Regions from separate parts of the Homo sapiens genome. Here regions 1 and 2 are each linked to region 3. Evidence: chromatin loops called from intact Hi-C (ENCODE). Cell type or tissue: ascending aorta. All regions are shown on one strand. Links, peaks and the distances in the headings refer to the core of each region. The heading gives the core; the rest is flanking DNA.

The links. A loop is a pair of places that touch in the nucleus more often than their neighbours do. Peaks named below come from ENCODE experiments on the same cell type or tissue, not always from the same donor. Only the 100,000 strongest peaks of a DNase experiment are listed, where the experiment ranks them.
Region 1: it touches region 3 in a loop (9-fold over the local background); 2 of 110 quality-filtered maps call a loop at or near these places.
Region 2: it touches region 3 in a loop (2.1-fold over the local background); 3 of 110 quality-filtered maps call a loop at or near these places.

The regions. Positions count from the first base shown.
Region 1 is chr10:87,958,238-87,964,706 of GRCh38, reverse strand. PTEN (phosphatase and tensin homolog) reads right to left here. Exons shown (of 9, transcript NM_000314.8): 8 at 3,589-3,813. Among named protein-coding and RNA genes, the nearest start is that of PTEN, 98 kb to the right of the region's middle. In ascending aorta, for the core only: no CTCF peak of the experiment used is centred there; a DNase peak (open chromatin) is centred at 3,336; H3K27ac peaks cover 4,660 bases.
Region 2 is chr10:88,107,971-88,119,151 of GRCh38, reverse strand. No RefSeq gene overlaps it. Among named protein-coding and RNA genes, the nearest start is that of PTEN, 250 kb to the right of the region's middle. RefSeq lists an enhancer at 4,298-4,637. In ascending aorta, for the core only: a CTCF peak has its summit at 4,613 (motif pointing right); a DNase peak (open chromatin) is centred at 4,574.
Region 3 is chr10:88,037,108-88,048,288 of GRCh38, reverse strand. It overlaps LOC105378414 (a long non-coding RNA gene), which reads right to left and starts at 6,023. Exons shown (of 2, transcript XR_001747303.1): 1 at 5,806-6,023. It also overlaps the pseudogene MED6P1. RefSeq lists a silencer at 5,663-5,957. In ascending aorta, for the core only: no CTCF peak of the experiment used is centred there; DNase peaks (open chromatin) are centred at 5,398, 6,038 and 6,568; H3K4me3 peaks cover 1,028 bases; H3K27ac peaks cover 5,000 bases.

The sequences.
Region 1 (6,469 bases), core at 930-5,929, 81 kb after region 3:
ATAATTATACAAAATAAATGCAGATTGAAAGTCATCAATAGTTTACATAATATAGCATTTGAATTACAAAATTCAATTCACAAACAGCTGAGTTCAAAAAGAATGTTTCTCTTACTACCTATGTGAAAAATCAATGTATTTCTTTGTGTGTGTGTGTGTGTGTGTGTGTGTTTTTGAGACAGGGTCTTGCTCTGTCACCCAGACTAGAGTGCAGTGGCATCTTCACAGCTCACTGCAGGCTCAAACTCCCAGGATCAACCTCAGCCTCCCAAGTAGCTAGGACTACAGGTGCATGCCACCACACCCAGCTAGCTTTTATATTTTTTGTAGAGATGGGATTTCACCATGTTGCCCAGGCTGGTCTCAAACTCCTTAGTTCAAGGTGGGAGGCCCACCTTGGCCTCCCAAAGTGTTGCGATTTTAGGCGTGAACCACTGTGCCCGGCTTCAATGTAGTTTTTGATATAAACAACACTACACAAACACAAACTACTGATCAACATTGATATTTGGGATTTATTAGCCCTAAAAACTTTACCTAAAGGGAGGAAGGAGAGGGACATTAACATAATACAGTGGTCTATAACAGAGAGTCAAGTGCCTTTACATGCCTAGTGAAAATAACTGTCAAAACAACCTTACATGTTAGGTATTTCCATTTCCAAGGGGAGGTAGCTAAGGCCCAGAAAGGTTAGGGAACTTGTTAAAGGCTACATATCTATTAAAAGTAGGTAGTGGATGTGAGATTTAAATCAGAAATGACTTCAAATCCCTTCTTCATTATATTATATTGACAGCCCCTCCCTCCCCTATTATCCAAGAGTCATTATCAATTCTTCTCTTACAACCAACATCCACTGCATCAGTAAACTCTTTAAGTTAATCTGACAGCTTCTTGTTACCCTTCACTGCCACTATTCTAAGCAGTGAGGGGCAACAAGAAGCAAACATCTTCTCTCATCTTTACTAAACTATTCAAGTACCTCTTAACTGATCTCTCAGCTTCCTTTATTACCCCTTCTCCCTACTTTCCTCACTCATCTGTATTTTGAAAGCATGAACACAGGGAATATTAAACACAAAATTCAGATTACATCCTTCCTATGCTGAACACACACTAGTGTCTTTACACTTGGACTGGTTTTCTTGTCCACTCTGTTTCAGTCAAAATGACTTATCCACTCTTCAGATATACCAAGCTCATTCTCTTGTCTAAGGGCTTTTGCATCTGTACTCTTAACTCTTTTCCCAGATATTTGTATAACTCACTTATATGATTTAGGCCTCTGCTTAAATGTTATCTGCTTGGTTGGGCCTTCTCTAATCATCTTTGCTAAAAAACAAAAAACATACAAACCAAGATTACTTTCTATCCTGTCTATTTTTTATAGCACTTACTACTATATGACATTGTATTTGTTTACTAATAATGGAGTTTTTATTTGTAATCACAAATATAAAACATCTTGCAATATTAAAATAGAAAACAATAAAACTAAAGGGAAAAAGACATTTTAAAAGTTAATGGCTGAGCAAAATGCAGATTTAGAGAAAAGAAAGGAAACCTGTGGATTCTAAAGAGAATGTCTAGCCCGGAGGACATGATGTTAAGTAAAATAAGTCAGGTACAGAAAGATAAATACCGTATGTTCTCACTCATATATGGAAGCTAAAAAAGTTGAGCTCATAAGAGTGTGGTTATTAGAGGCCGGGAAAGGGAGTGGGAGGGGAGGATAGGGAGATGTTGGTTAAAAGATAAAAAATTACACACAGGAGGAATAAATTATAGTGTTCTATAGAACTGTAACTAGTCAACAATAATTTACTGTATATTTTCAAATAGCTAGAAGACAGAATTTTGAATGTTCCTAACACAAAGAAATGACAAATGTTTGAGGTGATCCATATGCTAATTATCCTGATTTGATCATCACACACTGCATACATGAAAATATCACTCTGTATCCCATAAATATGTACAATTATTATATATTAAAAATTTTTTTAAAGGGAAACTTCTGAACACTTAAAAAAAATTTAAGGGCTAAAGACATTTAATATTAGATCTATTTTCACTTAAAACGTGCAGGGGCCCAAGTATTACTATTACTACCAATATACATACATACATACATACATATATGTATGTATATTGGTAGTAATAGTGTGTGTGTGTGTGTGTGTGTGTGTGTGTGTGTGTATATATTTTTTTTTTTTTTTTTTTTTTAAGACAGAGTCTTGCTCTGTTGCCCAGGCTGAAGTGCACGTGCACTGGTGTGATCTCGGCTCACTGCAACCTCCATCTCACAGGCTCAAGCAATTCTTGTGCCTCAGCCTCCCAAGTAGCTGGGATTACAGGTGTGCGACACCATGCCCAGCTAATTTTTGTATTTGTAGTGCAGATAGGGTTTCGCCATATTGGCCGGCTGGTCTTAAACTCCTGGGCCTCAAGTGATCCGCCTGCCTTAGCCTCCCAAAGTGCTGGGATTACAGGTGAAGTATTACTAGCAATATTCTTAATACTCAGACGCTACAGTTAGATTTATTACATGTTATAAAAATTGAATGAAAAATTAAGAGAGAGTAAAAAAGAGAAAGAAACGAGTGTGGTGAATGAACAGGGGAAAATCAGGTAGAATAAGAAATAGGAAGGGGGAAGAAAAAAATGGTAAACAACCACTTGGGAATGTTTACAAATCAGATTTTTTTAATCTGAAGAATTCTTGTCTATAAGTAGATATATATACCTATGTAGAAATACATATATCACACATAGGCAAAAATGAAACAAACCAAATAATTCTAAGATACAATATAAGGAAATAGGATTTTTAAAAAAAGAATAACGGGAGGACAATCAAAGGACTTCAGAGAATATGAGATTGAAGCTAAGGCTGGAAATATGAAGATAGCTATGGAAGGTCAGGGGAAAAGGCTGAGATGAAAAGGTACAGGGAGAAGGAAAATAACTGGAAAGACTAGAAGAGGCAGAAGCTTAGCATTTTGAAGAACTGAAGAAAGACCAGTATGACTGAATCTCAAGAAACAAGGAGAGAAGGTGACTAGTGCTGATGTAGGAGGTAGCCCTGTGCTAAATTATGCTGGGCCTTGTAGGTCATGGTAAAAAAAAAAACACAAGGTCCTTATAAAGTGTAAACAGAAGTGACACAATCAAGTCTATTTTTAAGATCACTCTGAGGGATTGAGAATAAATTGGAAGGCAGACAGGAGTGGAAGCAGTAAAAACATTCCATATGAATCATTCCCAAATGACTGAGTTCCCATCTATTTCTTTCCTCTCCCATTCCTACTTCATATCCCAGTCATTTAGCCCCCTCCCGCACCTTTGCCCCAGATTTCAGCAAACAACGAAGAATTAGGAAAAGGAAAAATGCAGCTTTTTTGACGCTGTGTACATTGGGTATTTTATTAGAAACTTTCATGTTACTGCTACGTAAACACTGCTTCGAAATAATACATAAGTTAAAAACTTGTCAAGCAAGTTCTTCATCAGCTGTACTCCTAGAATTAAACACACATCACATACATACAAGTCAACAACCCCCACAAAATGTTTAATTTAACTGACCTTAAAATTTGGAGAAAAGTATCGGTTGGCTTTGTCTTTATTTGCTTTGTCAAGATCATTTTTTGTTAAAGTAAGTACTAGATATTCCTTGTCATTATCTGCACGCTCTATACTGCAAATGCTATCGATTTCTTGATCACATAGACTTCCATTTTCTACTTTTTCTGAGGTTTCCTCTGGTCCTGGTATGAAGAATGTATTTACCCAAAAGTGAAACATTTTGTCCTAAAAAAAAAAAAAAAGAAAAGAAAAAGAAATGAAATGACATATTTAATTAATGATGTTTTATTTTTTTAAAAAAGAAAATCTGTCACCTATGTTAAACATTTGCAAAAAGTCAACAAAATAAACTATCATTTGATATTCTGAATAAAGGTAAACACAAAGACTATTATAAGGCAATCTGAGTTATCTGTTGCATTTTCATTCACATGATTTTTCTTCACTCAAATTCTCAAATTTTAAACCAAAAATACAATCTCACAAGATCTAAGATAAACTACTTTTGCCTTAAAATTTTAAGTAAAAAAACCTCTTTTCTCATCTAATACTAGCTTTAAATACGTTTTTAGTTTACGTGTACATACATATAAACAAAATTCAGATATGGATTTAATTTTTTCTACATTTCAAATGAGCTACCTATTCCAAGATTTACTTTAACAAAAGTTCTTGGACGGTGAGTGCAACTTCCCTGATGACGCATGGCAAATACATGTTTACTTCTACAGCAATACAAACATGAGAAGCTCCAGTTTCTTACATGACAATATAATGCTTGAATACTTTCAGAATAAATATGAGGGGGTAGGAAAGAGTACTACTGATTTCTTTTGATGTTATAAAATGCTTGTTCTTAAAAAAAATCACTTCTTACTAATAAGATAATACCTTCTTAATAAAAAAACACAACAGAAGTTCATCACTTTAAACCTCTATTGACCAACAAAGAAATCTGGCCTGTATAAATCATTTGGCAATTAATGATATACAGCCTTGTGACATCTTATCTGGTACCTGGTACCTTAAAATGCCATTTAAATCTTTTATTCTAATTTATCTTAAAGTTTTTTATCCCCCAGAAAATAAGATCCTTAAGGATGTTACGTCTTAAATGTCATTGCATCTTTTAACAGTACCTGGCAAAGTAATCTTGTATACAAGGTCTTTAAAATTTTTTTTTTGCTTATTTCAATTATTTTAGCCAGTAATTGTATTTTACTTAGAAGAAAATAAGCCAATAATATTTAAATAACAAAAAGGTGAATTCTATATATATATGGGTTATACTAAAATTTTTTGTGTTTTAATCATAGCATATTCTTAAATAAGGCAGGGAAAATCAATAAAATGGAAATTTATGTAGTCAAGGATAAACAAATAAATCATAAATATTTAATCTAACCTTCAATTTTGCATGTGTTAAAGTACAGATGAAGGGAAATAAGAATTAGGAAATTCCTAAAGGTATGCAGAGATGATGATGTAGATGCCTATTTTTGAAAGCTAAATAAAACTTACTAGTTATCTTAATTTTAAAACAGTTGCTAATACTTCCTGGATTATCAAAAAATAATTTTTCTAAGTTATTGAGATATATTTAACTTTTATTTGTACAGACGATAGGAAATGGGTTTCTGGCTAAAAAAAAAAAAGTTCAGCATATTTTGATTTTTTTTTCCAGCTACTTGGATTCTGGATAAAGGAAAATTATATCTCTACTGATACATCAAAGCAGCATTTAAAATTTTGCAGTAAATGAAACTTCCTCTTATTTTCTTTCAAAAGAAAAGCTAAAAATCAGAAAAAGTAAATAAATCCTATCATTGAGAATGTTTAAAGATTGGCAATATGCTATCTAGTATGTTTAACAAGGCAGCAACACTACAAAGTTAGTCCTTTTCTTCATTACTATCTAAAAATGTTGCACCTTAGTCTCACTTTAAATATTCACATTTAATATTTTAAATGAAGATAGTTGTTGTTTTTTTTTTCTTTTTTTTTGAGATGGAGTTTCACTCTTGTTGCCCAGGCTGGAGTACAATGGTGCATTCTTGGCTTACTGCAACCTCCGCCTCTCGGGTTCAGCAATTATCCTGCCTCAAGCCTCCTGAGTAGCTGGGAAAACAGGCGCCTGCCACCACACCCGGCTAATTTTTTTGTATTTTTAGTAGAGATGGGGTTTAACCATGTTGGCCAGGCTGGTCTCGAACTCCTGACCTCAGCTGATCTGCCCACCTCAGCCTCCCAAAGTGCTGGAATTACAGGCGTGAGCCACCGCACAGGGCGGATAGTTGGTTTTAAAATAATAAGACGTTGCCTTCTCTAAATACAGATCAATCAAATTCAAACTTCATTAACTTTCTAAACCTGCACATTTAAATACCATGTTTTCATTCTTTATTACTTCCTCTTCATACTGATTTCTCTCCTAGTTAAAAAATTAATCAGTAAATCCACAGAAGCTAAATAGAAAATAATCAAGTCTTAAGAAACGTTAAGGCCAGGCATGATGGCGCACACCTGTAATTCCAACTCTTTGGGATGCCAAAGCGTGAGGACTGCTTGTGCCCAGGAGTTTGAGACCAGCCTGGGCAACATAGTGAGACCCTGTCCCTACAAAAATAAAAATAAAAAAAATTAGCTGGGTGTGGTGGCACATGCTTGTAGTCTTAGCTACTCAGCCTGGGCAATAGAACAAGACCCTGTCTCTAACAAAAAGGAAAAAAAAAAAAAAGGAAAGAAAAAGAAACATAAGCCAAAATGGAGAAAAAGTGGTTTGTGTCACTACATAAGACCACAGAACAGATCTCATTTCTACCTATAGACCAAAATTTTTAAAATATTGGTCCCATGCTAATTTCTTCTCAGTTAACCATCC
Region 2 (11,181 bases), core at 2,537-7,536, 72 kb before region 3:
AACCTCTGAGGAAGGCATATTATTATCCTTACTTTTCAGATGAGGAGCCTGAAGCTAAAATTGATCAAGTATCTTCACCAGTTTTCCCAGTTTGCCTACCACAAAAGTAGTTCCTGGCATGCAGGCCTTGTGGTTTTCAAACGAGGACGGTCCCAGGCAAGCTGTCCCAGTTTGACTGGGACCGGGGAATTTCCCAAGACATGGGACTTTCAGTGCTAAAGCTGGGAATGCCCTAATGCACACTGGAAGAGTTGCTCACCCTACTCTAGTCATGTGCCCAGGGCCATTAGAGTCAGGATTCAAAACTATGTCATCTGATTTCAAGGATCTACTTTTAAATAGCCTGCCCTGCCCAGCCGACCACTAGTCCTACATTTCTAGCTGCTTCAGAGACATCCCACAGTTACCTCACACCCCAAATACCACCCTCTAAAACATCTCTCTTCCCTTTAAGCAAACTGTGCTACTCTGTTAAGTAACATCTAAAGGTATCCTTATAATCACTTCCAAATTTCTCAAATCCTTCCCTCCTTTGCTTTTCCCTTTACTAGCACCCTGGTCCAGGTCTTCAGCGCCTGAATTCCCACAACCAAATTGTTTCTCTGCCTCCAAGTGTCCACCCTGCACATCATCCTCAGATTTATTCCTTAAGAGGGTAGACATGAAAGAGAATTCACAGTCCAGCCTTGTATCTGACATGTTAAAAAGCTAAGGCAAAGAGAATTCAATAGCGCCTCCAAAGCTGCATCAGGGCAGAGCCCAGTATAGCACCCACATCATCCTCACCCACAGGCCCGTGTACTTTCCAAAGCACCTACCCTTGCCTCTCCTGTGTTTCCCTTTGGCCACAGAGCAAGTCCAAATTCTGCATCTGAAAACATTTCAGCCTCCTGGTCCTACCTACAATTCTACCAAGTACCCTCTCTGCTCTGCTAAGTTTGTCTGGCCTTTGCAGCTGCAAACCTCTGGACCACCTCTGCATCTTCTCTTCTGTTTTTGCCCACCTACTTTCCCTCCATCACTGAGGAGGTTTTTAGTGAGCACCTATTATGGACAAAGCCTCTCTCTAGTGAAAACACAGAAGAAGACACAGTCCCCAAAACAAACAGCTTTCACTCTGGCTCAGGTTTCACTTCCTCATGACCCCTCCCCCAACCCCTTTCCTCATAACTTTCCAGAATACACATTTTCGGTACCAAGACTTTTGGCATTTAAGCTATTGAATCCAATTTTTTATCTGTTCCATGTAGGTGGGTCTCAATTTCTTAATAAGACTGTCAGGTCTTGGATATAGTGATACTGGAGAGCCTTTCTTCCTGCTCCCCACAAGACATCTGACCTTGTGATGGGTGTATAATCACTGCTTGACAATTTCTTGTTGAGCTGAATTAAATTGGTCACAACAGATTCTCTACTACAAACCATCCTATGCAACATTTTTTTTCTCTGATTCCAGTGTACATAGCAGTCATTCTGCCAAAGAAAAACTTGACTGCATATTCTTTTCATTGCAGTCTAGAAGGGCAAGAGCTGACATCAAATTGACCCACTTACATTTCTTTTTCCACTACTAGGGAGGAACCCACCTCCTTCCGTGCTCTTCCTCCTCCCCCAGACATCTCAAAGAACCTAATCACCATCTTCTGAATCCTCCCTGTCACCTTCCGCCCCCTCAGCCAAATGCACATACCACCTCAAATACTGAACCGCAACTCAGATTTTTAAAGTTCAAGAATGAAGAAGAAGAACCAATTGACTCATTTTTCCTTGATTCAAAGTGCTGTGGGTTTTCTAAAGCAGCCCCGACACCCCTTATGTGGGCCTATTTCTGCAGCCAGGGCAGACCAAGGGGCTCCTACTTCCCTAGCCAGATTGAACAATGAACCATAAATTACACAGCCTTGATGTGTGACCTTGGGCAAATAAGTCGCTTCACTGCTCTGGGCTTAGGATTCCTCAGCTACAAAGGGAGGCGCTTCTCTGTGGGCTGTCTGAGGACCCCTCCACTGGCACATTCTATGACTCTGATTTCTTTCTCACTCCTAGATTCCCTCCACAGAGCAACCTGCTCCAAGAACAACTCCAGGCCCAGTAAATCTTCCCTTGCCAACACAGCTCTACCGCTGCCAGTGCAAAAGGTGGAAAGATGATTTCTTTTCTTTGTTTTGTTTTGTTTTTAATAAGTTTCATGCTGAGAAAAGCTCATGAAAACTGCTAGTTCACCCAGGATGGAAAGACACCCCCAGTAGAAGGGCAAACAGAGCTCAGGGGCTCTTAGTTGCCCTATGGAGGCAAAGTGACTCTAAAAGCTTTGTCAGTTTGATTTCAGTGGCTCATAGGATTCTTTGAGCCATTTGCCCTCTCAAAATAGACAGTAAGTAGACAATGAGTAGGTCCTCAGAAAAGCCACTCCTAGTTTTGGTATTTTGTGGATTCTTTATTTGGATGACACACAGGGCATCAGTTCCTATTGGCCTTTTCTTGAATAACTTGCTTACAAAGGAGAAGGAAATGCTGCTTAAACCACAATTGCCTTCCATGGAGAGCAGCTCTTCATAAATAAGAAACCCTTTGAATCTGCTGCGTACCTTGATGAGTTTGGATATGCAAAATGGACCCAGAGCAAGATGTGGAAAGAAAGGCAGGGAAGAGTTGAATTGCTCCGCATAACTAAAAAGAAAAATTGGAATTTGTCAGGAGAACCCAGGAAGGATGAGGATGAGAAAAAAGAGAGAAGGCTGGAGAGAAGAACCAGCAATTTGAATGAGGCTGAGGCTCTATGTGGGGTGCAATGGCCAGTGAAAAATCTCAGGGATGGGAAGGCAGAACTTGGATGACTATTTTCATATGTGGCTGTGTGCTGTTGCAATAAGACCGTCTCCATCCTCCTCTTAAGTCTACTCTAAAATCTTCTCTGCAAACTTTCATGAATAAGTGGGGATTTTTGTTTGTGTTGGTGAACTCAGGGAAGAGGCTCAATTTCAGGTATGAGTCAACATGGATTAGAACAACAGAAAGCATAGAGCCACAAATTTAAAAAGCAGGAGTTAGAAGCCAGGAGTGATTACAAGACAGTAATCCCCAAGGAATTTGGAGAAATTGTGAGATGCTCACAGTGTATTGAGTTGGTGGTTCAAGCTTATGTTTTCTAAATACCAAATGGGAAAGAAATTTGGAATTTGTTGGAAGAATCCAGGAAGGATGAGGATGAGAAAAAGAGAGAATAATGAAGAGAAGAACCAGCAATTTGGATGAGGCTGGGGCTCTATGTGGGGTGCAATGGCCATGCACATGTGTGTGAATGCACACACACACACACACGAGTGGAAAAAAAAATCTTGAAGAAAAGGCCGAGGGAGAATATTTGACCAGCCCAGGTACAGGGGAAACCTCACTAAAAATGAGCTGCTGCTCCCTGGAATCTGAGGGCTCTTCTCTAAAGATAGAGCAGATAGAGCCTTGGGCAGATAGAGCCTTGGTTCCTGGCTAGGCAACGAAAAGGCAGCATCAAGAGAAGAGGCAGCTGCTGGCTGCAAAGGAGTGTGGATATGCAGGCCAAGCGCTGTCCACAGTGAAGGAAGTTAACCAGGAGATTGTGATCAGATGAGGTATGAATTTCTCTTGATGGTTCTGTGTTTTATATAGAATATTTGGAAATGTCTAAAAATCATAGCACCTCAAAGTTGGAAGACAGCTTCCCCCCTATAAACAGTCACTGTTAAAGCTATTAAAGAGTGTGAATGTACATTAGGAAAAACTGAACCAAGAAAGAGACCCGGGAGGGTTTGATGGTGGGAAGAACCAAATTCCTGCCAACCAGAATAGAATCCCAGAGAAAAATGGATGCTAGCCAGAGAAATAGCCCCTTCCATAGATTGTTATCTAGGGAGAAACAGAGGGAATGAGGAGGAGTCCAGCACAGCCTCAGACAGACATATCTGGGCTCTAAAGCACCTCCCTTTCTATGTTTTATGTCTTTAGTTTCATTCATTTTTTCGCATATATTTACTGAACATTCAGTACAAGCCAGGTACTTTTCTTGATGTTAGGGAGACAGAGATAAAATAATCAGATAAGGCTTTGTTCTCTTGCATTTAACACAGGCAATAAACAAGAGGGAAGAACATGAATGAATAGGATTTAGATGCCACTAAGTATCCTATGAGTAAAATAAAGCCGACACTTGTCACGAACAGTGACTTGGGACAGGGCCTGCTTTAGGAAGAGTGGTCAAGGAAGGCCTCTCTGAGGAAGGCTCCTCTGAGTTGCAATAGAAGCAATGAGAAGGAATCAGCCTTAAGAAGACGTTGGAGAAAGGCATCCTGAGCAGAGGGGAGGAAATGCAAAGGCCCTAGGAGGGCAGGGGGCAGGCAGGTGGGGTGGAGCTGGAGAAGCGCATCTGGAGTAGAGGCTGAGAACAAAGCCCAGGGGCAGGTCCTGCAGGTCCCTGAAAGCCATGATGAAGCCAATCAAAGTGGGCAGCCATCTGGTGCACCGTGGCGGAGAGGAGTTTCCTTCCTGCACTGGAGGAGGCCACTTCTCCGAGAAGAGATGCATGGAGTGAGCTCTGCACCCACACAGGAGACTCCAGGAGTGGTGCTTACAGCGAAGAGCCACCAGATGGCTCCATGAAGAGATGGCCCACTTTGCTTTCTCCTGCCATTGCTGACGCTTTTCCTGTTGTAAGGTAGAAGCACTTTTTCCCATTGAACGAAAGCTTCTTCAACAATCAGCCACTTTCCTTTCCTTTTTTTTTTTTCAAACAAAATGAACCAATAGCAGCCAGTAAGTACAACAGGGCAGGCCAAATAGAAACCATCTTTGCCATCCTGACAGCTAAAATAAACAACTCCTCCTAACCAGGGGGCTTCCTCTGGGCTCCATTCCTAAGCTCCCCTTTTCTCAAAGTGCTGTGCTCAGTCCAACAGGCTGGATCACCCTCCTTTCCAGAAAGTCAATCCTAGGAAAAAGGAATGCCTAGCCCAGGCCACAGGCCAAACTTTAACTCTCCAAGTAGATTACCCAGGAAGTAATAACATCTGAGCACTTAAACAACTCACTGTGACAGTGTGCATGAGAACATGGGGCTGGGAGAGCAAGAGGAGCTTCAGAATAAAAAGGCAGACAGGATGGTGGCTACTTTCACAAAGGTTTTCTTGCAATAGTATGTATTAGTAAATCAAGTCAAGAATCGCTCCAGACTGTCCAACGCCCACCAGCCCTGGAAACTGTTGTTTGGTGTGAAAGAAGGAGCTTCAGAGAGCAGCACACAGCTGGCATCAAGAAGCAAAGGTCTGCAGGACTTGTCAGTGAGTCTAATGAACTCATCAAGGAGCCACAGGGCCCAAGGCTTTTCAGGACACTCTGAAGAGTCAACAGGGAAAAAAAATAGCCCATCTTTAAGGAGCCTGCAATCAAATGTTGGTCATGAGAACTCTTGCCCAATGGAATTTTTTCCTTCTTTTTCATCTGTTGGAATTAGTCTCTCCCTCCCCTGAGCTCCCACAGTACTTGGTCCATATTGTAGTTATACCCAGACCTGTGTCCCTCAGTAGATGGAGAGCTCCCTGAGCCCAGGCCTACCTGTCATCCACATTTGTGTCCTCTCACCCACTCAGGACCTCCCATAGAGCCTGGTGCCTGGCTGGCCCTTCACAAATGCTCATTGAACTAAATTTTGATGTGGAAACAGGAAGCCCAACCACAGGGCCCAGGGGAGAGTCTGTGAAGTGAGTGAAGCGTTGAGTTACATTGGATCTGAAAAGTACTCTTCTTAGCACTGACAAGGCCTAGCACATGGTCAGCCCTTAATAATGGTGTTTTGTTGTCTTTTTTTCCTCCTATGAGGTAGGATTTAAGAAGCTTAAAAAAATTTTTTTTGAAGTTCTCTTTTCCCTCAAATCCCTCCCCTCTCCCTGACATTATGCCTATAATCTCTAAATGAGTCAAACTAGTGAGATAGGGCAGTGAAGGGACCTATGTTAAATGAAATCTGGGACGGCAACTTGTGTGGATATTATTATCCCCTTATGGAAAATGAGGAAAACGAAGCTCAGAGAGGCTAAGTAACTTGGCTACTGTCACACAGTTTGCAAGTTGCTAAGCCAGGATTTAATTCTAAACCTGACTTCACGATAGTCCTGCTGCCGCTGCGTTAGGCCAACCTTGCATGGTGGCATGGAACCAGAGCAGAGCTTCCTAAAGTGGGCGTCTGTAGGGGGATCATGGATTCTCTCCAAAATGCACATCTCAAGGTTTCACCCTTACCTACTTAAGTCAGAAGAAAGATCTGGGAGAGAGAATTGCATGTTTCTTTTCTTTTCTTTCTTTCTTTTTTCTTTTTTTTTTTGTTTTGAGACAGAATCTCACTCTGTCGCTCAGGCTGGAGTGTGGTGACGTGATCTCGGCTCACTGCAGCCTCCGCATCCCAGGTTCAAGCAGTTCTCATGCCTCAGCCTCCCAAGTAGCTGGGACTATAGACATGCACCACCACGCCTGACTGATTTTTTTATATTTGTAGTAGAGATGGGGTTTCACCATGTTGACCAGACTGGTCTCGAACTCCTGAGCTCAAGAGATCAACCCGCCCCGGACTCCCAAAGTGCTTTGATTACAGTTGTGAGCCACCACACCCAGCCAGGATTGCATTTTGATAAGCTCCCCAGGTGGATTCTTATCCCCATGTTTGAGAACCACTGATCGTGGGACAAGAATTAAAAGTCTTTGGCTCCTTTCTCCTATAAGAATGGCCATAATCAAAAAATAGAAAAATAATAGATGTTGGCATGGATGTGGTGAACAGGGAACACACCTACACTGCTGGTGGGAAGGTAAACTAGTACAATGACTATAGAAAACAGTGTGGAGATGCCTTAAAAAACTGAAAGTAGAACTACCATTTGATCTAGCAATCCCACTACTGGGTATCTACCCAGTGGAAAAGACGTCATTATACAAAAAAGACACTTGCACACGCATGTTTATGGCAACACAATTCACAATTGCAAAAACATGAAACAAATCCAAATGCCCTTCAATCCATGAGTGGATAAAGAAACTGTGGTGTGAGTAGTATGATGGAATACTACTCATCCATAAAAAAGAATGAATTAACGGCATTCGCAGGACCTGGATGAGATTGGAGACTATTATTCTAAGTGAAGTCACTCAGGAATGGAAGACCAAACATCGTTATGTTCTCACTCATAAGTGGGAGCTAAGCTATGAAGATGCAAAGGCGTGAGAATGACACAATGGACTTTGGGGACTCTCGTGGGAAAGGGTGGGAAGGGGGTGAGGGATAAAAGACTATAAATTGTGTGCAGTGTATACTGCTCGGGTGATGGATGCACCAAAATCTCATAAATCACCACTAAAGAACTTACTCATGTAACCAAACAGCACTTGTTCCCCAATAACCTATGGAAATAAAAAAATTTTTTTTTAAATATCTTGCTGTGGAAGTGGCCAGTAGTGAACTCCAGTGGATCCTCCTCCAAGAGTCAAGAGAACAATTTTAGGAAGCTGTGCTCCGGGTCAGAAGGACAAACACTCCCTTCACCTTTGGACATCAAAACTAAAACTTAGTCTTTACATCAAGGGTAACACTATGGCCAGTCAGTAAAGCATGAGGTTCAAGGCTGCAGTTCTGCTTTTTTCAGCCTCTGCGTCTTTTTTCAGTCTTGTTGTGACTAGAACTTAGAGACCTTTCTATAAGAAAGGGCAATGATAAATGAATGAATATATATATGGTGGGGAAGGAGAGAATGATACTGTTAAATATATGTAACAAATATTTAATATATGATATACAGTGTGTGTATTTAACAATATTGTTTTCAATGCTCTGTTCTCCAACTCTCCCTGACACAGGTACACACACACACACTTAAAGGATATATATGTCATGATTTACTTCTTTTTGACAATTCCCATTGGGGCAAATTAAAGGTGAAGAAGTAACCCTGAAACTTGAAGCTATATGATGACTTTTCTATCTGCCTGACCAAAAAGTAAATAAATAAACCAAGAAAGTCCCTTGGTTAGTTGCTTTCCATGATGAGTAGGAAGAGAGGGCTGCTGTGCTAGTCCATCATCTTCTCATGAAAGGTCACTGGTGTCGTTTCTCCAGTAACTTCTGGAAAGATGAGCAAGCATACCAGAGAGGTCCTCTAAACACAGCACACAAACCTTCACTTTTGGAGGAAGGTTCGTCTTTCCCCTGCTTTGCTGGCAGTACATGGTGTTTCAGCAAGACTGCCACCCCAAAAAGGCTTGTATGGTGAGTTTAAGAACCATGACGGGCTAAATCTTCCTATGGCACTGCTCTGATTATGTATCTCACCAGCCATGACCCCTTTAAAGGGCTCCCAGTTGCCTACTTATTTGGTTAAAATCCACTAGCAAGTTAGACCCTTCTCACCTCTAACTGCTCCTTTGGAAAACATTCCAGGATTCCCTCACACCAAGTAGCCTCCCCCATAACATGTTCCTATGGCACTCTCAACTTCCCACCCTTCACACCCTCATGATTTCTTAAGTATTTGTTTAATGTCACCAGAGCTAGACTGCTCAACCCTGTGTTGGTGGGGACCAGGTCTTTTTGTTCACATATCCAGAACAGTGGCTGACACTGAGTAAGTCCTCAAATATTTGTGACTCACCCAGTGACTGACCAACTTACTTACTATTCTGGTCCTAACTTAACCTTTTCAGCTTCCTCTCCTGATTCTCCCATACATACACCTATGTTCCATCCAAATCTACCATTCCCTAACAACTGTCTTTACTTTTCCTCCTCTGTAACTGTTCATGCTCTTCCTTCTTCTTGGATAATGGACATTATTTTCATCCCAAATAAGGACAACCAAAAACTGAGAAGACAGAAGAAATTTTTTATTGATGTATAATTTCACATACCATAAAATCCACCTGTAGTTTTTAGTATATTCACAAGTTTGAGCAGCCATCACCATTATCTAATTCCAGAATATTTTCATCACCCCAAAAAGAAGCTCTGTACCCATTAGCTATTGTTCCCAACTCCTCTCCTCCCCCAGCTCCTGACAACCACTAATCTACTTTTTGTCTCTATGGATTTACCTATTCTAGATATTTAATTTAAATGGGATTATATAATATGTTGCCATTTATGTCTGGCTTTTTTCACTTAGCATGATATTTTCAAGGCTCACCCATGTTGTAGCATGTATCAGTACTTCATTCCTCTTTATGGCTAAATAATATTCCATATGTGTTGATATGCCACATTTTATTTATTCATTCATCAATTAGTGGACATTTAGGTTGTTTCTATTTCTGGTTATTATGAATGATGCTGCTATAAATATTTGCATATAATTATTTGTGTAAACATGTGTTTTCAATTATCTTGGTTATATACCTAAAAACAAAATTTCTGGGTCATAGGTAACTCTATATTTAACTTTTTGAAAAACTGCCAAATTGTTTTTCTAAAGTAGCTGTACCATTTTTACCTCTCTACCTGCAATGTAAGAGGATTTCAGTTTCTCTACATCCTTGCCAACACATGATATTATCTGATGATGATGATGATCATGATGACAATTGCCATTCTAGTGAATGTGAAGTAGTATCTCATTGTGGTTTTCATTTGTATTTTTCTGATGGCTAATGATGTTGAGCATATTTTCATGTGCTTATTGGCCTGTTTTATATTTTGTTTGGATACATGTTTATTCAAATCCTTTGCCTATTTTTAACTGTATTTTTTTATTGTTGAATTGTAAAAGTTCTTTACATATTCTAGATTCTTATCAGACATATAATTTATAAATATTTTCTACCATTCTATGGGTTGTCTGTTTGCTTTCTTGATAGTGTCCCTGAAACACAAAAGTTGAATTTTTGATGACGTTCAGTTTATTCTTTGGTTGCTTGGGCTTCAGGTGCCATATCTAAGAAATCATTGGCCAAACTAAGGTCACAAAAATTATGTCTTTGAGGATGTTGCCTTCTAAGAGTTTTATAGTTTTAGCTATTACAGTTAGGTCTTTGACCAATTTTATGTTAACTTTTGTATTTAGTGAGAGTCAGAGGGTCCAGATGGATACTTTTGCATGTGGATATCCACTTATCTCACCACACTTGTGGAAAGATTATTCTTTCCCCATTGAATATCTTGGAAAGAAGAAACATTTTTAAGACAATCTTGACCAAACAGTCTGGCCCTGATTAAAAAAAATAATAATAAAACAGCCACCACAGTCTGAGGTATGACAGTCAAGACTGCAGAGATTGGCTGGAATATTTTGTTCCTACCTACGATGTGAAAATTCCATGAGAAGCATCTCAGCCCACCTCTCCTATATATATATTAGTAGGTTTTAACCTTGTTTAGAGTAACTTATCCAATGAGATTGTGGGCTTTTTAATATACATAGTAATATTCTGCTTAAAATGTTAAAAAGTTCACAGACACCCTCAAACAAAAATCCTATCCACAGATCTTTGGTTAAGAATCCCTGCTCTACTCTCCTTCCCACAGAGTTCTACCATTGCCAAGGCTGAAGCGACACCCCTCAGTGCAGCTGACTCACTTTGTGTTCTATTTATTTGTTTGTGTGTAGCCCTGATCTCTCCTTTAAGCTCCACAGTGCCACCTAACTCCTAGATATGTGTACCTTGTGCCCAGGCATCTCCAGCTCAACACATTCAGCTCATCATCTTCCCTCCCCCCACCCAGCTCATACCCCCACTTCCCTTTTTCTGGTCACAGTGCTGTTCTTCCCATCACGCAGGCTCAAATCTCAAAGTCATCTTCACTTCTTCTTCCTCTCACCACCCCTCCCCCAACAGCTAATTCAGTCTCCAGGTTTATATAGTTGTTCCTTTAGCCTAACCACCTGTCAGTACCCTGCCTAGTCCAAGCTCCTATTCTGAGGCCTGGGCTGATGCAACAGATGTCTCTGGCCTTGCTCATTTCTTGCCTTTGGGTTCTATACTTTCTAATTTATTTGAGTGCCAGACTTAACAGGTGAAAGGATAGTTCTGAGCATTTCCCTCTCTGGCTCAGAAAATCTTAATGGCTTGTCGTGGTCCTCTAAATGCAGTGCAAACCCAACTGGTCAGAAGTCCAAGAGCTTCCATTCTCTGACTGCAGCCAACCACCTGGCTTCATCTCCCGACTCTCCCCAGACT
Region 3 (11,181 bases), core at 3,797-8,796:
GTCACAGGTCAGGAGAAAAGCCTATCCCAGTAAATCAGACAAAGAAAGAATCAGAACCTACCACACTATGTAAAATCAGAGGAGACAGGGACCTCAAAGAACATCCCCCACACAATGAACACTGAAGGCTTCCTGAGAAATAGGCAAAAACTCCAGTAAGCACAGGACAAAAGAGAAGTTGCCAAATTAAGAGCCTCCCTTATTTTTGTACCTCATGCCCCTGGTTTATGGCAGACATTGAGCTGGAGAACACCTAGTCATAGCCCTCTCCTTTATATGGGAAATGTTACTCCTTTAAGAAGGATGACTCCCTTTATGTTTTCTATATAAACTTTCCTTATGCATCTTTTATACCCTTTCCCTCACTGAACTTGAGCAGCCCATTCACTCACCTTATAATGTCTATAGAGGAGGGAAAAAAAAGAGAAAAGAACAGAGAAAGGAAAAGGAAAGGGGAAGAGAAAGGGAAAGGGAAAGAAAAAAAAGGAAAGGAAAGGAAAAGAAAAGAAAGGAAGAAGGAAGGAATTGCAAAAAAAAAAAAAAAAAAGTAGAGAAGTAGTTTGAGGTCAACACTTTATCAAGAAAACTTCACTAATTGTGGGAGTGAATTGTCTATGCATGGACATTTTATGAATTTCCCCATTTACAAATGCACCCTACTCACAAAGCTAACTACTTTAAAGTTCTTCACATGGCTACTACCAAAGATAGACTTTTAAAAACAGTCACATTACCTTTGAGGAAGGACCCATGCCAATCTTTTCTCAGTCCATTCAGCGTGAGTGTGTGTGCTGCCAAAATGTGGTCTTGTGTAGTTTTCATTTCATTTTATTAATAAACCCAAGCTTTTCTTCAGAAAAGATGTGCTGATGGCACTTTTTAAAGAAACAAACAGTAACCTTCACAAGACACTCTCCAACTGCAGCAGCAAGCAAGGACTCAATTAGGCCCCAGACTCATATCCCACCAGAGTGGCCAGGACGCATGGTCCAGGCAGAAGAATTTCATGTTTATTTTGTGGAAAATGGGAAATCCTTGGAAGACTGGCATGACATTCCCAAGGAAGTATTTTTGGAAAATAGATTTGTCTCTCTTGAATGGAATAATATAGTCATCTGTCAGCCAGTCGTTGGCCCATTACCAAAAGTACCTCTCTACATCCACTTTTATAAAAACATAATTTCCACTTTTACTTTAGATTCACTCAGAAGGTACATGTACAGGTTTGTTACATGGGTACATTGCATGATGCTGAGGTTGGGGTATGAATGATCCTGTCACCCCGTTAGTGAGCATAGTGCCCAACAGGTTTCAATCCCTGCCCTCCTTCCTCTAGCAGTCCCCAGTGCCTATTGCTGCCATCTTTATGTTCATGAGTATCCACTGTTCAGTTCCTATGTATAAGTGAGAACATGTGGTATTATTACAAACCACTTTTATGTTTTTAGTCTATTTTTGCATATGAAGGTAGACGATGCAATATACTACTGTGTAAATTGTGGAGAAGTAGGAAACTCAATGGAAGCCAAATATAAGATGGATGGAAGGACGCATGGACAAGTCACTGGCACTCTCTGAACCTCAGTTTCCACATCTGTAAAATGGAGGAAATATACCTACCACATGAGAATGAGTATAAAATGCTCAGCACAGTGCCTATCATATAAATATTAGCCTCAAATGTTAGCTAACATCATTATCATCATTATCATCACTATCAACTACCCACCACCACCACAATCATCATGGCCGTCATCAGCACCCTAGCAGCAGCAGCAACATAGGGCCACCAGAGCAAGCCTTCCCATCGTCTCTTGAAATCCCGTTCCCCAGGCAGATCCTTACTGTTCATCATAGTATTTCTCAACATGTTCTTCTCCAGCATAGAGGAGATCCAACCAGGGGAAGAGGCTAAGAAACAGTATGTCAAAAACGTCTTAAATATTGAAGAAGGCTGAGGGTATTGAGGAAGGAAACAAACTACTTCAAGCACAATGACAATTCCCAGGAAATGTAAATTGGTTGGACACCCTTTGTGTTATTCAAGTGTTCCTTACAGATGTTAATTCACCTCATTTGGACCCCTTTGCAAATGGCGGCTGCCAACAAATGTCCCTGGTTAAACACAACTTAAGAGAATTGCTCAGAAAAGGGCATGTTCTGTGCTCCTGCGAGGACAAAGTTAAGATCATTTGTTCCCTACTCAATTCATCTTTGACCCCCAAACACATTCTTCAAGAGCAATCTTCCTCTTTAGAAGTTCCTCTCTTGGGTTTTAGAGAACTTTTTGGCTTGAACTCTTTCTAAAATTAAAGCCAACTGCTGTTAACTCTCAGATGCAATGATATTACACTCTGGCCGGGGCTGACTATCACAGACGCATCCCAAACCACATAAGTTCTTATTGTTTAAACTGTCTTAAGCAGCTGTTAAAACATACCCTAAGATATCAAAGCCACTCTAATTAACTTCCTGCTTCTTTGGGACTTCAAAGTCTTTCAAAAACTTTTAAATAGGGTTTTTATAGAGAATTTGACCTAATATTTGAAGAAAATTTTGCAAGCTTGCCCAAGAGACTCCAACTTCTCCTTCCCTGTTCCACTCCCATTCCCTCCCCACCCCCCAGAACCTCAGCGTTCTAAGACTAGCTGTGAGAATTGAGGATAAATTTTAAAATCTGCCATACCAAAAATGTAAATCTCTTTACTCACATCCATGCTATTTATCAGGGTGGTCATTGACATCCCACGTAAATGGCCCTCCCTGTGACACCCCTTCTCAACTTGGCAACCCTTTGCCCATCCCTCAAACCAAAACTTCTCTGTGAAGTGCCCCTGGATCTCTCAGGGTGAGGGCACCGCTCTCTTTCCCAGCGCCCACACAATCCCCACATCTCTGCTTGGCTTTTATCACGATGAATTGGAATGTGTCCGTTTACGTGTCTGCCTCCCTGTCTAGACTATGAGGTCCATAGGGCAGGAACTGTTTTGTATTAAGCTTTGTGCTCCCACAGCCTAGCACAGGGCTCTGCATACCCATGAGCAGGACTCAATAGATGTCTGATAAATGACTGAGTCCCAACTCATTCTGGGGGAGTTTGAGTTGCATTTTAATGTATCCATTCCTTATTGGTTTTTGACCTCAATCCCCAGGTGTTCCATAAACATCATCTTAAAGGCATTATACCAAGGGAATCGCTGCTCTGAGTAACGGGGTCATAAAAATTAGCTAAAACTTGGAAATAAGGCAAAAATGGTGAGTGGCACACCTTTCCAAGTCCTCCAGAGAATTTCCCAGGAGAATATACTTAGTTCATTTCATTGCTTGCCAGTGACTTAAGGTCTCTGACTTAGTGAATTTATCTATTATCTTGTATATTTTTGTCCAGTAGAGACACTGATCATTTCTGTCTGCTGGAACATATAACCTCAAAGATTTGTGGCCTGTTGGACATTAACCAGTTTATATCTAACCCAGTAATCTTATCCTAACAATTTTTTTATTAAATTGCCTATAAATATCCTCACTTCTTAGTCTTTGAACAGGATATGCCATCTTACTGGTTCCCTCATTAATGAATGAATTAAATAAAATCTTTGGTGGCACAGGCTTTTAGTCCTAGCTACTTGGGAGGCTGAGATGGGAGGATCACTGGAGCCCAGGAGGTCGAGGCTACATTGAGCCATGATCACACCATTGCACTCCAGCCCAGGTGAGAGAAAGAGGCTCTGGCTCAAAAAAAAAAAAAAAAAAAAAAGGGTGTTTCTTTTGTATTTCCCTGAATCAGATTTTACCTTTTTAACAATTTTTTTTTAGAAATAAAAGTCATAATCCACAGTGACAGTACAAAACCAAAAGTCTACAGGTTAGGTCCCATGGAGCAGCAGAGAGGCCTGGGCTGGGTGTGCAGGAAGTTGGCTCTGCTAGGAACTCTCTATAACCTCCAGAACCTCCCTCGTGCTTATCTGTCACAGAAGGACAATATCCTAAGCTCCCTGTATCCCTCACAGGATTACTGAGATAATCACATGGATCAATTTACTTAAATAACTTTGGAAGAGTCTAAAGTACCAGTCCTGGTGGGGCATGGTGGCTCATGCTTGTAATCCCAGCACTTTGGGAAGCCGAGGTGGGTAGATCACATGAGGTCAGGAGTTCAAGACCAGCCTGGCCAACATGGCAAAACCCTGTCTCTACTAAAAATACAAAAATTAACCTGGCATAATGGCGCGTGCCTGTAATTCCAGCTACTCGAGAGGCTGAGGCACGAGAATTGCTGGAACCCGGAAGGCGGAGGTTGCATTGAGCCGAGATTACACCACTACACTCCAGCCTGGGCAACAGAGCGAGACTCTGTTTCATAATAAATAAATAAATAAAGTAGCAGTCCACCATGAAGCTCTTGTAAAAGAAGGCCAGCTTTTCCCCCAGAAAACAGTGGTGAGAAGGACAATACATGGAAGGAGACCAGAATGAACATAGATAGGAAGGAGCTGCTGCCATCCCACCCCACCCCTCTGGCCCAGGGTTAAACCACTGTCAGCTCCTGCCTGGACATTGGGAAGAGCCTTCTAAAGCATCCACTCTTGCCTCCAACCCCATCCAGTCTCCACACAGCAGCGACTGTTCTTTCCAAACTGTAGGAAGATCATGTCACGCCTCTGCTTCAAGCCCTCCAGAGGCCCTCCGACACTCTTAGGTTAACATTCACACTCCTTTCTTGGCCCACAGGGCACTATGTGATCCAGCCCCATGGCTACTTCTCCAAACTCATCTCAGGGGTTTCTCATCTTTCCTCTGTGCTCCAGCTTCACAGGTGCTATTAGGCTCCTCAGGCAGGTGTAGCTCTCTCACCTCAGGGCCTTTGCCCACTTGCTGTTTCTTCTACCCGAAAGTCTCATTCCCATCCCCCTTTCTTCACATTACTGGCTTCTTTTGATATTACCTTAAATTTCACACACACACCCCAGAAAGAACATCCTTGCCCACCCTTGCCAGAAATATATCTACCACTATTCTCTCTCTGGCTCTGTTCTTAGTACTCTCCAGCATGGGAAGATATTTATGTATGGTCTGTCTCCCCCATCAGCAAGACTGCCTGGTAATTGCCCTAGTGCCTGGCACATAGTAGGCACCTGATACATATTTGTTGAATACATGAGGATAAAGGCACAAGATACCCAGCTGCTTCCAAGTAACGGAGGTCATGCGGGACAGACACATTTCTGAACCCGTGCAATGCAAGTTCCTGAATCCCAAGTACATGTTTCAAAAGACTGTTAACCAAGAAGAAAACTCCCAAGCTCGCAAGGCGTCAATTCAGTGCTGCTTTCAAGAACAGGGCTCCTCAGAAACGCTCTGCCTAAGGAACAACAAGTAACAACAGGTCTCACCAGCACTTCATTTCGTAACTCCAAAGATATCGAATCACTTCATGAGAAGGAAACAGCCCTTCCTACCAAGAATGAAACATTACCCAGAAACACGGCTGCATCTGTACCCAAGGGCTAGGCTTGAAGCAGATGAAAACAACCACCAACTGGAATTCACGGATGTTTCAACAGCACATTGGGGAGAGAAAATCCCAAGCTGCCTTACAGGATTCTGCTCGAGGTTTGCTTCAGGGTATCCAATTATACAGCTCCCTCTCCACAAGCCTTAATCAGAGCCGCAGGGCGCTCCATTTCCAGGGGCTTAGGGCTTTACAGTTTCTGTGATCACTCTTGCCAGCCACTCCAATGGCTGCAGCACGAGGCCCCGTACCTTCAGGATGCTCCCATAATGCCCAGGGCGCTGCCGGCTCACCTCTGTGAAAAGATACCTCCAACAAGCAATGCTGCCTAAGAGCTGCTGGTTAATGGGGTGCTCGTCTCCATTCACATTTTTCATATCAAGGATATCAAACAGCAGCAAAAGAGGTCATGGCAGCAAAAAGCTATTTCCTGGAAAAGTGTCTGATGGGGGAAGGGCCCAAAATGATTTCATTCACTATGTGACTGGCCCGGTCAAGTTATCTGGAGATCAGAGGCTGCTGGAAACCTGCCCCTAGAAGTCCTTCCCCACAAAGGCTTGTGGCCAACAGGAATGCTAAGGCAGGGATGCAAACAGGGCTTTCTTGCTTTGGGGGAAATATTAGGTTGTAGCCCCAGATAAGTTCATTCTAAGCAGCCAGGCAGAGAATACCTATCTTCAAGTGTTTACCTTTTTCAGGTGCAACAGAATTTTTTTCTGCACCTGTCAACCTGCCACCCCCAATCAAAGGCCAGGCTGCAGCCTTCACAGCCAGGACCCACCCACCTGTGCAACCTCTGCCCAGAAACCCAAGTCCTATCTCAGGATTCCAAGTTAAAGAGTTTCTCTTATCACTTCCAACCCCTTGCCTCCATGAAGAAGTTCTTCCCTGAAACGCACCAAACTCTTCTTGAAACTCAGACAACGACACGAACGAGCTTGTCGCCATGCTTTGTTTAACTTTTTTTTTTCTCAGAAATGTCTTGTGGCCAAAAATAGAACATTTTCCGTTCTGGGGAACAAACAGCATCCATGGGAATTAAAGTAGTGCCTCATGCCTCTCCAGAAAATTCCTGCACGCACACTCATGCACACATAAGCTGCTTGCAAGTTCCAAAACGTTGCTTTCTGTAGGTACAGTGGTGAACAGGAGCCAAAAGTCCTCTGTTTATTTTCTATCCAAGAAAGTTGCCAGATAAAAAAACACAAGGGCACCTCAGGGAGGCTTTATAGGAAAAATCTAACTTAACCTAGTGTAATGATTTTGAAAATGGCCCCATTGTCCACCCCTCCTCCCTCTCACCACCATCCTAGAGTTGGTCTCAAGACTCACTCCTCTAAAATTCCAAAACGTCATGGCCTTTATTCCGGCAAGCTACTGTTGCATGATTAGCCATGAGGTTTCTCTAAACTTACTCCTTCGATGGAATCAGAAATGACACATTTAGGAAAAAAATCTCAATCTTAAATACTGAACTAGGTAAAATGAAGCCTTGTGTAAAATGTCAGAAAAACAGTAATCCAGAAATTAGGCTACTAGCACAAGATGCGGCAGTATTTTATACACTCTTACGTGTCTTACAAATTTATTATTGTCAGCATTTCCATAATCCTCTTTAATGAGACTTACATGGCTACAATGACATTTCTTATTTTTACGTTGGAATATGCAGCCCATTGACTATCCGCCACCTCTCCAAAACCAGGGATTGTGTTAGCTATGAGGTCTGCAGGGGCTGTTTTGTTTGTTTGTTTTGCTTGTTTGTTTGTTTTTTGAGATGGAGTCTCGCTCTGTTGCCCAGGCTGGAGTGCAGTGGCACGACCTTGGTTCACTGCAAACTCCGCCTCTCGGATTCAAGCAATTCTCCTGCCTCAGCCTCCTGAGTAGCTGGGATTACAGGCACCCGCCACCATGCCTGGCTAATTTTTTGTATTTTTAGTAGAGACGGGGTTTCACCATGCTGGCCAGGCTGGTCCTGAACTCCTGACCTCGTGATCCTCCTGCCTAGGCCTCCCAAAGTGCTGGGATTACAGGTGTGAGCCACCGCACCTGGCTGGGGCTATGTTTTTATATGCAGCTGGTAAGAATTTAGAAATGAGGATTAAGAAAAAGGAAAGGTCCTTTAAAATAACTGGATCTATTGCTGACACCAGAAGTAGGAAAAACTAATAAGCCAATACAGGGACAGTGAAGGAAAGACCAAGAAATGGGGAAAAGCATAAGAATAGGGGAGAAAACGGGAAGTAAGAGACAGAGAAGAATCTGAACATCAGACACTAATTGATGGATGATTGGAGGTGAACAAAAGCAAACTGAATGACCCAAGAGGGGCCATGGGAAGACAAGTATGGCAGGAGAGAGGGGACAGGAAGGCCAAAGGGAGAAGTAAGCATATAATCTAATGATTAGAGAATAGTTATTTACCAACTGGGTTACATTGGCCAGTTCACCATTCTGAAGCTCAGTTACTTGGTATATTAAGTGGAGATACTAGAATCTCATGCAGGAGCATGTGGATTAAATGAGTTAATACATAAGATGCTTATAACAGTGGCTGGTTCAGAGTAAACATTTAACAAATGTTAGCTATTATTATTACCAAAAGACAAACATATTGCATATTTCCATCAGAGAATATTTGCTTATGGGCTAGACCTTCAGTTATACTGTCATTGCATTCTTCTAACACATAAGGAAGCATAAAAATTACGAGGGAGCTGTGAACCCAAGTGCACTGGTGAAAGAGATTGCAGGATAGTGGTCCAGACGCTGACAAGTACTTGCAACAATTAGCCCCCAGAGACTGAATGAAAGGGATTTCGTAGCCAAGAATTTGTCACAACCACTGTTCCCATTTTCGACTTCGATACTTCATTCAGTCAACAAACATCATGCAAGCAGCTCTTGAAGCCTACACACATTTGGTCTTGCCCCAGCTTATCTTTCTAGAATCAACTTGAGCCCCTTCTACCAACCTCACCATTTTGCAGCTGTACCAGGGTAATTATTCAAAAGACATTTCTTGTTCTTATGATCCTGCCCTCCTGCATTTGCTCAAGTTGTTTGCTCAACCTGGAATTTCCTTTCCTATTTCTGTAGTCTAGCAAGATATTAGTCATCCATCCAGGCCAAATGTTGTGTTGGTTTTTGTGCCCTCCGTTTTCTTCTCCCCCATTGTTTAGCAGGATGAATCCTCCTCACCTCAGTTCTCTTGGTATACAAATGGTAAATATTAATATATACACCTTATTATGGATTGAACTGTGTCCCTCAAAGATGATATTGTGAAGTCCTGACTCTTTGTGTGTGACCTTATTTGGAAACAGAATCTTACAGATTACAGAAGTAATCAAGTTAAAATGAGGTCATTAGGGTGGTCCCTAATCTGACTAGTGTCCTGATAAAATAAGAAAACTTGGAGGCCAAGCACAGTGGCTCACGCCTGTAATTCCAGCACTTTGGGAGGCCACGGAGGGCAAATCACTTGAAGTCAGGAGTTCGAGACCAGCTTGGCCAACAGGGTGAAACCCCGTCTCTACTAAAAATAAAAAATTTGCCAGATGTGGTGGCACACGCCTGTAATCCCAGCACTTTGGGAGGCCCCAAAGCGGGCGGATCACTTGAAGTCAGGAGTTCGAGACCAGCCTGGCCAACATGGTGAAACCTTATTTCTACTAAAAATACAAAAATTAGCTGGGCATGGTGGCACACATGTGTAATCCCAGCTGCTCTGGAGGATGAGGCAGGAGAATTCCTTGAACCCAGGGAGCAGAGGCTGCAGTGAGCCAAGATTGTGCCACTGCACTCCAGCCTGAGCAACACAGCAAGACTCCTTCTCAAAAAAAAAAAAAAAAGGAAGAAAGAAAGAAAGAAAATTTGGACACAGAGACAGATGTACAAAGGAACGACACATGGAGAACTCCAGGTATAGGTAGAGGATTGGAGTGATGCATCTACAAAGTCAAGGAGCCACGAGAAGCTGGAAGAGAGGCATGGGCCCGACTCACCCTCACAGCACCCAGAAGGACCCAACTCTGCCATCACCCTGATTTCAGACATCTAGCCTCCAGAGCTGTGAGGAATACATTTCTATTATTTAGAGCCTCCCAGTTGTGACACTTTGTTAGGACAGCCCTAGGAGACTAATCTGCACCTCAACCACAGCACACGCTTGGTCTCCATGGGAGATCCCTGAGGTCAGGAACTGAAGAGCATTTGTCTCTAGATTCTCAGACCTCTAGCATCATCTGGCAGGTAAAAGGCTCTCTAAACTCTAAATTCTTATGAAGTAACTCTCTAGGAGTCCACAGTCTAGACCAGGGGTCGGTAAACTCTTGGCTTGTGGGCCAGATCCAGCCCACTGCCTGTTTCAGTAAATAAAGTTTTATTGGAACACAGCCACGCTCATCCATTTGTTTTGTCTATGGCTGATTTCACACTAAAACCGCAGAGTTGAGTAGTTGCAACAGAGACCATATGGCCTGTAAAGCCTAAAATATTTACTCTCTGGCCCTTTACCAAAAAATTCTACTGACCCCTGGTCTAAAAGGAAAGAAACATAAATGAAGCACAGCAATAGAATAAAATCAATTCTATAATATAACATAGATAGGTGCAGAGAAAAGAATTATGGGTTGAATCAGTATTTATAGAGAAGATGACATTTTTAAAGTGAGAGTCTAGTTGGAAAAGTCAAAATACATCATTTATTCCCTCTATTGTGTCCTCTGAACTACCAACCTTTGCACTAGTGGTTGCAGAGTGGTTGTGGGCTGGAGTTGTAGAGCTGGTTTGGGGGAAAACGATGATGGGTTCATTCTCTACCCATTGAGTTGGACTGGCCAGTGGCATACCCAAGATGAGATGTCCTCTCACTAAACATTGCTGAGAAGTCTAGGTCAGAGGCACAGATTTGGGGCTTAACACAATACAGATGAAGCCCTCACAGGAAGAGAGAAGCTTACCCAGAAAGAGTAGGAGGTGAGGAGAGAAGACAGTTGCACAGGAAATTCAGGGCACTTCTGAACTTAGCAGTAGTAAAGGAAGAGGAAAAGCCCCTGAGGGGCCTTTTTACAGAGAAGAGAGACAGGGAAAAAAAAAGAGGGAATGCTGTTCCTCGGGCCCAGGAAAAGAGGGTCCAGCAGTGTCCAGATGCCAGGAGAATGAATCTGACATATTCAGCAACCAAGAGGCCAATGGCCTGGCATCAGTCATTTCAGTTGCTTATCACTGGCACAAGTTACTACTCAAACTGAACCATAGGAAAAGGGAACTTCAGTTATCATGAATAGAAAACAATAGAGACTAAGAGAAAGGGAAAGAAAAAAAATTTTAAAAAGAGATGAGAAAAACACAGAAATTGAAGATAACAGGGCTGAAATTAACCTCATCCATGAAATCTATGTTATGCTCGTTCTATATCAACTTTATACTTTATCTAAATTCAACAGAGCTAACTGAAAAAACAAGGAAAATTCTACCATTTGAGACAACATGGATGAACCCAGAGGACATTATGCAGAGTAAAGTAAGCCAGACACAGAAAGACAAACAATGCATGATATCACTTACATATGAATTCTAAACAAATCAAACTCATAGAAACAGAGCGTAGAAAGGTGGTCAGGGGATGCAGGATACAATACAGGGAGGAGATTTTGGTCAAAGGG